Regions from separate parts of the Mus musculus genome. Here region 2 is linked to region 1. A link is a loop called in an ENCODE intact Hi-C map of the cell type or tissue named here. Cell type or tissue: left cerebral cortex. All regions are shown on one strand. Each heading gives the region's core, and the rest is flanking DNA. Links, peaks and the distances in the headings are about the cores only. Region 1 holds the start of Jpt1 (Jupiter microtubule associated homolog 1). Region 2 holds the start of Nup85 (nucleoporin 85).

Region 1 (5,372 bases), core at 256-5,255:
ACACTAGGCCAGCAGCTGAGGCCACACAGTGAGATGCTGTCTCCAAACAAACAAACAAACAACCATTAAACATCTAAAACTATGTCCATGGGTGCCTTTTAATCTCGGCACTCAGGAGACTCAAGAAGGGCACAAGTTGGAGGCTAACCTAGGCTGGCTAATCCAGGCCAGTGAAAAGCCACATGGCTGAGATCCCATACACACACACAGACAAAACCAGCTCTATTCATTATATAAATCAAGATAAATGTGTTATGGTATATACTTGCCACCCTCCCACTCCTGCCTCCCTAGTGCCGGTATAACAGGCTCACACCCCCCAACCAGGTTCCCAGGTAATTAAGTTGTTTAAATTACTACTAAAGGTATAGATAAATTCTGGGGTGATTTTTTAGGGGGGAAGGGAAGTGGGGAGCTGCTGGGGGCAGAACCCAGCGTCTTGCCCAGGCTACGGACAAACCACCACATCTCCAGCTCTACAGGTTCTTTCTTACTGGGTAGAACTGTTTTGAATTTTTACCTTAAATGACTGAAAACACTTGAAATATTAGAATCAACTCCAACGTGCCTCTTTGTCCTCCCTCAATCCCCAGAGAGGGAGGCTTTCATGGCTAAGTGGAATTAAAAGCCCATGGAATTCTTCAGAACCCTAGTGGACTTGGCCAAGAAAAAACAAGGGTGGGGAGCACTAGCACCCAGCTAGCTTACAAATCTGCCAAACCTGCCTAGTCCAACTTTTACTGGTACTATGATAGCAGGTACTACCTCCCCAATGACGTCAGCGTTATAGAGACCATCTGAAACAGAGAGCGGTTCCCAAACAAAGGATTTGCTTGCAAGACAAAGTACTTCAGCTGTGCTTTGGACTCTTTCTTTTTGAACCACATAGATAGTAACTGCTTCAAGGTTGCTGAGTTAAGACCCAAAAATGTCATAGCACAGACAGCAATTTAAAAATTAACTCCTTTCTTCCATCCCGACTCCCATCACCCCAGCACAGCATTCACCACTGAGGCTGCAGAGCAAGCATATTACTGAAGAAAGGGGGTGAAGAGAATTGGTCAGATTTCAGGAGTCGGGGAGAACCTTAGCACCAACACTGGAGGGCAAGCAGTGGCAAAGGAGGCTGCAAACACGTTGTATTTGTCTCATGTCAAGCACGCATGAAAGGCCCTGGGCTCTGAAATGCTCTACAAAGCCTGGAGCTGAGCTTTGAGTCCCAAAAAATAAAACCCAGATTACACATTGTCTTGCCAGGAACCAGTGTCAGACCAGGAAAAGTTGGCCTCATCACACAAAACAAAAACCCAGGGCTCAATCTGTCCCTGTGTCCTTTGTAACAAATTACCTCATTTGAAGGATGACAACAAGAGGGAGTGACCCAGTCTCCTAGGTCTAATCTCCAGTTCTGCCCCGCCCTGTAAGCGCTGACCCCTTCAGTTCCCTTCCATCACACCAATTCTTTTACTACTTCCTGAAACTGAAAGCAGTCTGTAGCTGCCCCAGCTTCCTCATAAGACTACTCAAGGAGGCTGCTTTTTGTCAGCAAGTTGTCAAGCCCCTGTGAGAGACACTGCTGTTCCACGCTGCCTTCTTAGCCCCACAAAATGGCTCCCTTTTGTGCCACTTGGTCGGGACCCCAAGGCTTGGTCACACTCAACTGTGGGTCATCATCAATGGAAAATACATGGCCAGAGAACATGGAACCAAGCCTTTGGGAAGATCAAAGAGATGCCTGAAAGCCAACTTAAGGGACTGTGTGCCACTAGCTGAGACGATGTAGATGGACTCCCTCCGCTGAACAAAATATCTTCACCAAGTTAAGTGAGGGGTAGGAAACGGGTCCCAGTCCAGTCACAGAGCTCCTCCCAAAATGCAGTGTACTGGGGACAAGCAAGATCCCAGCTTCCAGGAAGGGATACTACATACTACTGGAGAGACAATGGATGGCTCCCTAGCCCCGCCCAAGCACAGACAACCTCCTCCTCCAAGAGAAGCCTGCTCTGGGGTGAACTCATTCGGCCAAAGTCAATGGGAGAAGTAAAGAAGGCGACATGGAAGGGCAGAGGTCCGAGGACCTGAGCGCAGAAAACCCATTTGAGCAGGCTCACGGCCCCGCGCATTCGGAGGTGGGCGTGGGGAGGGGGAGGAGACCCGATCTCTCCTTTGTTAGGCGCAGGGAGGCACTTTGATAAGAGAGCTCCTGTCCAGGGCTGGAAGTGGAGGGAGGGGATGACCAGCCCCGCCCTACCAGAGGTGCACCTGCTGCGCAGACACGGACACCCCGGCGGGCCACCACGAGGAAAAGAGCCTGCAGACCAGCCGGATCAGTGCTCAGATTTGCTCGCAGCGCCCAAGGCCGGGGCCAGCACACGCCCGAGCCAGAAGCGGGAGCGCATGGCCCTCATGTGGGACAATGGGCCCAGGGCCCTGCAGGCTCCTTGGGCTCCTGGGAGACCAAGCCCACCATCCTGGACCCGACCAGTGTCGCCGCGGGTGGCTGAAAGAAGATCCTCCCGCACACTCTCACCGACTCCAACCTGCCGTACGGCAAAGGGCCGCCACCCACAGTCCCCCTCAGCTGTCGTTACCGGGGAGAAATGAATAGAAGGGACGACTGGGGCGGGGCCACAAGCCGAGGCAGTCCTGCCGCACAAAGCGGCGCCCACTCCTTACTCTGCCACCCTCCCCCGGGCGCGAGCGCGGTGCTCCCGGCCCGTTACCACCAACGCCCCGCGGTCCCCACAAGCCCTGGAGGGCTCGAGCCCTACCCTGTCGCCTTACCGGGAGCTGTTCCTGCTGTTAGGGTCCACACCCTTAAAGGTAGTGGTAGTGGTCATGGCGCCAAGGGGCGAGGTAGGCTGGCCCTGAAAACGCCAAGGGGGACTGGGACCAACAGGCGCAGACGACTCCAAAAGCTAAACCACCAGGGCTCCACGAGCTTCTACCGCCGCGGGGCTCGCCGGACTCCCATTTTATAGAGCCAATAGGGCCCACCCTCCACATGCCGCCATTGGGCAATTTAAAAAGATCTCTTCATTTCTATTGGTTAGCTACAGTGCTAATCATAGATCGGCGTCAGGACGGGCTGCGCGGGAGACGGCTCGGCCTAAGCCCCGCCCCCTTCCTGTACAGAGAAAGGCCGCTGTGGTCTCCCCTCCTCCACGCCCTCGACAATCTGGTGGTGCTCAAGTGTTCACGGTCACTTTAAAAAGTTACTTGAGGGGCTGTCGAGGTGGCTCATAAGGAAAAGCCCTTGCCACCCAGCATGACAACCCGTGTTCAATCTCCAGGACCCACAACGTGTAAGAGACCCAACTCTCTTTTTTTTTTTGTAGAACATGATTTTAATATTTTCAACTGTTAATACTCAACAAGCAGAATAATTATTTTAAGATATACTTCGTTATTATGTCTTCATTTCTGATTTTATTAATTTGGATACTGTCTCTGTCCCTTATAGTTAGTCTGGCCAGGGGTTTATCTATCTTGTTGATTTTCTCAAAGAACCAGTTCCTGGTTTTGTTGATTCTTTGTATAGTTCTTTTTGTTTCTACTTGGTTGATTTCAGCTCTGAGTTTGATTATTTCGGATACCCAACTCTTGAACCTCTGACCTCCACGCACCCACGCACTGAGACACACACACACACACACATACACACTACCTAGCTACCTAAATAGAAAGCTACCTCAGCAGGATGTGTCGGCACTTCCCTGCAATGCCTTAACTTGGGAGACTGAGGCAGGAGGATCACTTTGAGTTTCAAGCCAGTCTGGTCTAAACAGTGAGACCCTGTCAAAAAGAAATGAGGGGGAGGCAGAGAAGGAAAGCAGGAAAGAGAGAAGGGATGTCGTGTTAAGGCCATATGCTAGTACTGCAGAGGACCTAGGTTCAGTTGCCAGCACTCACAGGGCAGCTCCAAACTGTAGCTCCAGTTCCCTGACCTGGGCAGTTACATGCAGGCACACACATGTACACAACGTAAATCTTTTGCCAGGCGATGTAGCACATGCCTTTAATCCTTTAGTCCCAGCACCAACTCAGGAGTCAGAGGCAGGTGGATCTCCGAGTTCTAGGCTAGCCAGAGTTACACAGAGAAACCGTGTTGGAGAGGGAATTTTTTTTTTTTAAGGTCCGAGGTGGGGGTGCTGCACACCCCTAATCCCAGCACCCTGGAGGCAGAAGCAAGATTTCTTAGCCTCAAAAAGGGCGGGGGGCACACAGTGGTCTACACCTTTGAACCCAGCACTAAGGAGGCAGAAGAGTCTAGGACAGCCAAAGATGTTACACAGAGAACTCCCCCCCCACCCCACCCCCACCCCCCCACCCACCCACCCCACCCACCCTCACCCCTACCCCCCCGTCTAGGAAAAAAAAAAAAAACAGAAACAAATGAAAAGAATTCCTGGATTAGCCTGCGCTAACTGGATTAGCCTGTGCTACACCATCACCCCACATCCCGCTGCCGATGCTTTAGTACCGTCCCAATGTTTGGTTACACCAGCACTCCTCCCTACTCCTGGCAATATAGGGCAGTGCCACTATGCAGGGTAGATGGCTAACAAAAACCGTAAATCCGCTCTTTAACCTGACCAACGTGTAGGAAATAACAATGTTTTCTCCACGCCCCAAATAAGCCTTCAGCTTTCCATGCTTCTGGGTGGAGATGAATGAGACCTTTCACCACTAGGACAATCTTTCTTTCCTTCTTTCTTTTCTTTCTTTCTTTTTTCTTTTTTTTCTTTTTTTGGTTTCTCTGTGTAGCCCTGGCTGTCCTGGAACTCACTCTGTAGACCAGGCTGGCTTTGAACTCAAAAATCCACCTGCCTCTGCCTCCAGAGTGCTGGGATTAAAGGCGTGCGCCACCACTGTCCAGTTTAGGACAATCTTTTTTTTTTTTTTTTTTTTTTTGAGACAGGGTTTCTCTGTGTAGCCCTGGCTGTCCTGGAACTCACTCTGAAGACCAGGCTGGACTGGGAAACCTAATGAAGCAATCTTAAAGAGTCCGTAACAGAAAAAGTGCTGAAATTCCAGGGGTTTTGTTTTGTTCTCTGTGTTATCTACGTAGCCCTGCTGTCCTGGAATTCCCTTTGTTTTTTAAAATTTTTTTTTTTAAGATTTATTTATTTGTAAGTACACTGTAGCTGTCTTCAGACACACCAGAAGAAGACATCAGATCTCATTACGGATGGTTGTGAGCCACCATGTGGTTGCTGGGATTTGAACTCCAGACCTTTGGAAGAGCAGTCGGGTGCTCTTACCCACTGAGCCATCTCACCAGCCCTGGAATCCCCTTTGTTGACCAGGCTTCCTTTAAGCTCATAGAGATCTGTCTGCCTCTGCCTCCCAGTAAAGGCCCGTGCCAACAT
Region 2 (5,372 bases), core at 274-5,273, 50 kb after region 1:
AGAGTATGTATCAAGGGAATAAGACATGGGCCAGGCATGGTGGCACATGCCTTTAATCCCAGCACTTGAGAGGCAGAGGCAGGTGGATTTCTGAGTTGGAGGCCAGCCTGGTCTACAGAGTTTCAGGACAGCCAGGGCTATACAGAGAAACCCTGTCTCCAAAAAAAAAAAAAAAAAAATCAGGGACATGAATAGTGTATGACCCCAATGTCTTCCTCTGGCCTCTGCACTACTATAAATAAATGGCTAACAATACCTGTATACACACATTCACACACTACTGGTTAGCAGACACAAAAACACATATACATCCACACACACATCCACACACATACTCACATCCACACAAACATACCTCCCCCCCCCCGGGGGGGGGGGAGAAATAGAAGTATTTTAGAGTCAGACATAGTAGATCATATCTGACAAAGAAATGTTTTGTAGGCTGAGACAGGAGGACAAGTGTGAATTTGAAGCTTGTCTGGGTTACATAGTGAGGGCTGGGCTAATGACTGTTGTCTTACCATCTTTTGTTACAAATTATGCTACTGGTATCATAGGTACATTTTGTTGAGGAGACAGGGTCTGTGATATAGCCCAGGCTGGCCTTGAACTTATTATCCTTCTGCCTCAGAGATCCAAATGCTGGGATTAGAAACATGAGCTACCAAGCTCAGTTAATCACTACTTTTTTTTTTTTTTTCGAGACAGGGTTTCTCTGTATAGCCCTGGCAACTCACTCTGTAGACCAGGCTGGCCTTGAACTCAGAAATCTGCCTGCCTCTGCCTCCCGAGTGCTGGGATTAAAGGTGTGTGCCACCATGACCGGCTTTAATCACTACTTTTACTTGGGAAAATGTTAAGTTTTTTTCTTTTCTCCTTAAAAAATATTGTTGGCACCATTGCATCAAGATTTTGTTGAAAGGACCCTGATATAACTGTCTCTTGTGAGGCACTGCCGTGGCCTAGCAAACACAGAAGTGGATGATCACAGTCAGCTATTGGATGTCTCACAGGGCCCCCAATGGAGGAGCTAGAGAAAGTACCCAAGGAGCTAAAGGGATCTGCAGCCCTATAGGTGGAGCAAAAATATGAACTAACCAGTACTCCTCAGAGCTTGTGTCTCTAGCTGCATATGTATCAGAAGATGTCCTAGTTGGCCATCATTGGAAAGAGAAGCCCCTTGGTCTTGCAAACTTTATATGCCTCAGTACAGGGGAACGCCAGGGCCAAGAAGTGGGAGTGGGTGTGTGTGGGGGAGGTTTGGGATAGCTTTGGAAATGTAAATGAAGAAAATATCTAATAATAAAAAAAGAATTGTTAAAACAGTAAAAAAAAATTGTTGGTAGGGCTGGAGAGATAGCTTAGTGGTTAAGAGCATTGACTATTCTTTCAGAGAATTGAGTTCTATTCCCAGCAACCACATGGTGGCTCACAACCACCTGTAATTGGACCTGATGCTGTCTTTTGGTATGTCTGAAGATAGTTACAGTGTACTCATATACATAAAATAAAAAAAACATATTTGAGGCTAGAGAGATAGCTCAACACATATGAGTACTGGCTGTTCTTCTAAAGGGCCAGGGTTCAATCATCAGCACTCATATGGCAGCTCACAACTGTCTGTAACTCCAGATCCATGGCTTCTGACATCCTCACACAGACATCATGTAGGAAAAACCAACGGACAGAAAAATAAAAACAAGGGGGCTGGAGAGATGGCTCACCAGTTAGAAGCACTGACTGCTCTTCTAGATGTCCTGAGTTCAATTCCCAGCAACCACATGGTGGCTCATAATAATCTGTAAAGGAATTTGATGCCCTCTTCTGGTGTTCTCAAGACAGTGTACTCACATACCTAAAATAAATAATTTTAATAAATAAATAAATATTGTCACTGGGTGGTGGTAGCACAGGTCTGTAACCCCAGCACTCCAGAGGCAGAGGCAGACAGATCTCTGACTTTGAGGCCAGCTTGGTCTACAGATTAGGTTCAAAGACAGCCAAAGCTACAAAGAGAAACCCTGTCTTGAAAAACTAAGGGCTTGCCGGGTGTGGTGGCACACGCCTTTAAACCCAGCACTAGGGAGGCATAGGGCTATACAGAGAAACCCTGTATCGAAAAACAAACACACACACACACACACACACACACACACACACACAAAACAGAAAAAAAAAAACCCAACCAACAAACAAACAAAAAAATAAAGACAGACAGACTAAGGGCTGGTGAGATGGCTCAGCAGTTAAGAGCACTGACTGCTCTTCCAGAGGTCCTGAGTTCAATTCCCAGCAACCACATGGTGGCTCCCAACCATCTGTAATGGGATTTGATGACCTCTTCTGGTGTGTCTGAAGACAGTGACAGTTTACTCACATACATGCAATCTTTTTTAAAAAGTTAATTATAAAATTTATTTTATTGTATATATACTGGTGTTTTGTGTATGTCTGTGTACTACATGTGTGTGCCTGGTTCCACAGAGGCCAGAAGAGGGCATCAGATTGCCTGGGACTGTTCCACATGTATGTGAGTGCTTTGAATTGATCCAGGTTCCCCGGGAAGAACAGCGTATGCTCTTAACCACTGAGCCAACACTCTAGCTCCCTAAATCACTGATGATTAGGATTTGGATAAAAATTTGACAGAAAGGTTTTCCTTTATTTCCTTAAAGTTTGTGGGAGTTTGGTTTTTGAGTCTGGGTCTCAGTTAGCCCCGATGCGAGCTCAACCTTGCCATGTAGCTAAGGCTGGTTCTGAACTCCCGATTTTTCAGTCTCTACTTCCCAAGTGCTGCATCTTCCGGCTTATGTTACTATGCCCTACTTCCAAGTCATGTATGACCACCAATTTAAGGTAGAAATAGTTCAGAATAATCCTAAAGAAAGAAAAGTTGCCAGTACATAAAAGATTGAAGTCCCGTTGTTTACGGATGTCATGTGTCCGAGACTAATTCCAAAATAAGCGCATTATACTGGTCGGAGTTCGGAAAAGGGACTGAGAATATTCTAATAACAGACCAGGAGGGAGGGATCACAACTACCGCTAAGAGATAAAGTAGGATTACAGAGACGGAGTAGCTCTCCAATCGAAATAGATGCGCCAGCACGCTTCTGCGCATGCGCACACCCTCCCAGCCACCGCCTCTCCCGCCATCTCCGGGGACCTTTCCCTCACCTAGTGTGGGACTGTCTGTGGCGCCGCCTGATCTACTGGGAACATTCCTTGAGGACCCGTGGGCCCTAGAGCCGTTTTCATGATGTGTTGTATAGGTTAGAATAGTGGAACATGTGTGAAAGGCTTCAAGGGGCTGTGTTTGGCTAAGACGAAGGGATCTGTTGCGCTAAGGTCTGCAGGCGCTGCGCAAGCCGCCCTGGAGGGGGTCCTCTTTGGCAGCTGTCTGTGAGCGGGAGGCCTGAGCGCAGAGAAGCGGCCGCGCGGCAGGGTCCCAGCCGCGGGGGGCACGGCGCTATGGAGGAGCTCGACTGCGAGCCCGCAGTAACTGTAAGGGCGATCGGAGTGGAGTGGCTTGGCTTGTTGCACTGTGAGGGTTACGTTTCTTTGGTCATTTCAGGCTGCCTCCCTACATGCGGGACGCACGCTTCTTCCCTGGACACAGTTGCCACCATCCCGAATGTCAGGTTAACTGGGAACTAGGTTATGGCAATAGTGGTCCCTAGGTCCTGTGAATACTGGCCGGCTCGCGGAAACCCCACTGCATCACCCTTGTTTTTATAACCTTTCTGCTTCTCTAGTTTTCCCCCCTTGGGCGTTAGAATGAGATTGGTGTAAGCCCCACATGGTCACTCCAAGGGATGAGTTGGCCTTTCCCTGTCCTGCTGTCCTAGTCCGAGGCTTAATAAATGCATAATTTGTTCTCACGGGAGACAATAGACTAGTTTCTGTCGCGTTGTATTCTATTCCTCTTGCACCTAGAAAATGTTTTTTTAAGTGTGTATATGTCTGAATATGTGCACAGCATCATTGGATACGACCTAGGCTGTTCGCCTGGTGTATGGTGTTCGCAGTTACACTTGGAAGTTGAATGGACAGTTGTAGGGCTAACAGCTCCTGTGCCTCCTTATGTCTTACTAGTGGATTCCAGGTGTGAATTCCAAGAAGAAGCAAATGTGTTTTGACTGGGGCCCCGGCGAGATGCTTCTGTGTGAAACTTCCTTCAACCAAACAGGTAGGCAGTTCTTTTTCACATCTGTCTTGGCACATTGGTTGACTCTCTGAGGCAGGAAACTGGAGTTATTTGGCAATATTTTTATTTTTGAAACTTTGTTTTTTTGCTATTTTGAGACAAGTTGCCCCTATGTAGTCCTAGTGGGCTTGTCTTTGTGCAATCTTTGTGTAGGTTTGAATTCTACATCTTCTTCCCTCGACTTCCAGAGTGCTGGGACTTGAGGTGTGTGGTTCAACACTTGACATTAAGTAATTTTTAAATTTTATAGTCTGTGTATGGGCATTTTGTCTACGTGCATAACTGTGCACCACTCCGTGCTTGGTGCCGCAGAGGCCAAATGAGATCATTGGATTCTAGGAACTAGAACTCTATATTTATGTGAGTTGCCATATGGGGTGTTGGGAGTTGAACTTAGGTCTTCTGGAAGAGCTGCCTGTGTACTTCTTGTTTGGTTTTGGTTTTTTGAGATGGTTTCTCCGTGTAGCCTGGCTGTCCTGGTACTTGGTTTAGACCAAGCTGGCTTTGAACTCAGAAATTACTTGCTCTTTTTTCCTGAGTGTTAGGATTAAAGGCAGGAAATTTCAGCCAGTTGTCTTAGACGCCAAACCATCTCTTCAGCCCCCTTCCTATAATTAACCTTTAGAAACGACCCATATAGCCCAGGTGTGGAGATACGCACCTTTTAATCCCAGCACTCAGGAGACAGAGAGGCAGGTGGTTCTGTGAGTTCACAGCCTGCCTGATCTACAGAATGAGTTTTAGGTCAACCAGGGCTACACAGAGAAATCTTGTCTTGAGAAACCCAACAAAAACAAGCCCAAAGAAGTGAGTTAGACTGCCTCAGCTGAAGGCAAAGTCCTGGGTTCAGGCAACGCTCGCTTGCAACCTTAGATTTTCTACTGTGCAGAAGAGTTGGCGGGGGGAATAGAGAGTCCCCAGCTGCCTGGGATATGTTGCCAGACCCATTCTCAAAAACCAAGGATGTAGGCTATCACTCAGTGGCTCAGTGATAACTTCTTTAGCATGGGCAGTGTCCTTAATTAGATCATCAATATCACCAAAAAAGAAGTCTGTGTTGTGCTGCCTGCTTGTATTGTAATCTCAGCCTACACAGACCAGATGAAGACAAATCTTTTTTTCTTTTGGCGTAAACCTGGTTTGCTTGGCCGACTGTGTGCACTAG

The links. A loop is a pair of places that touch in the nucleus more often than their neighbours do. Peaks named below come from ENCODE experiments on the same cell type or tissue, not always from the same donor. Only the 100,000 strongest peaks of a DNase experiment are listed, where the experiment ranks them.
Region 2: it touches region 1 in a loop (3-fold over the local background); 1 of 42 quality-filtered maps calls a loop at or near these places.

What each region holds. Positions count from the first base shown.
Region 1 is chr11:115,511,436-115,516,807 of GRCm38, forward strand. Jpt1 (Jupiter microtubule associated homolog 1) reads right to left here and starts at 2,958. Exons shown (of 5, transcript NM_008258.2): 1 at 2,785-2,958. The coding sequence starts at 2,840. In left cerebral cortex, for the core only: a CTCF peak has its summit at 2,959; DNase peaks (open chromatin) are centred at 799, 1,584, 2,174, 2,652 and 1 more place; H3K4me3 peaks cover 2,972 bases; H3K27ac peaks cover 1,456 bases.
Region 2 is chr11:115,561,059-115,566,430 of GRCm38, forward strand. It overlaps Nup85 (nucleoporin 85), which reads left to right and starts at 3,386. Exons shown (of 19, transcript NM_001002929.4): 1 at 3,386-3,504; 2 at 4,096-4,189. The coding sequence starts at 3,472. In left cerebral cortex, for the core only: CTCF peaks have their summits at 2,508 (motif pointing right) and 3,400; a DNase peak (open chromatin) is centred at 3,137; H3K4me3 peaks cover 1,946 bases; H3K27ac peaks cover 1,041 bases.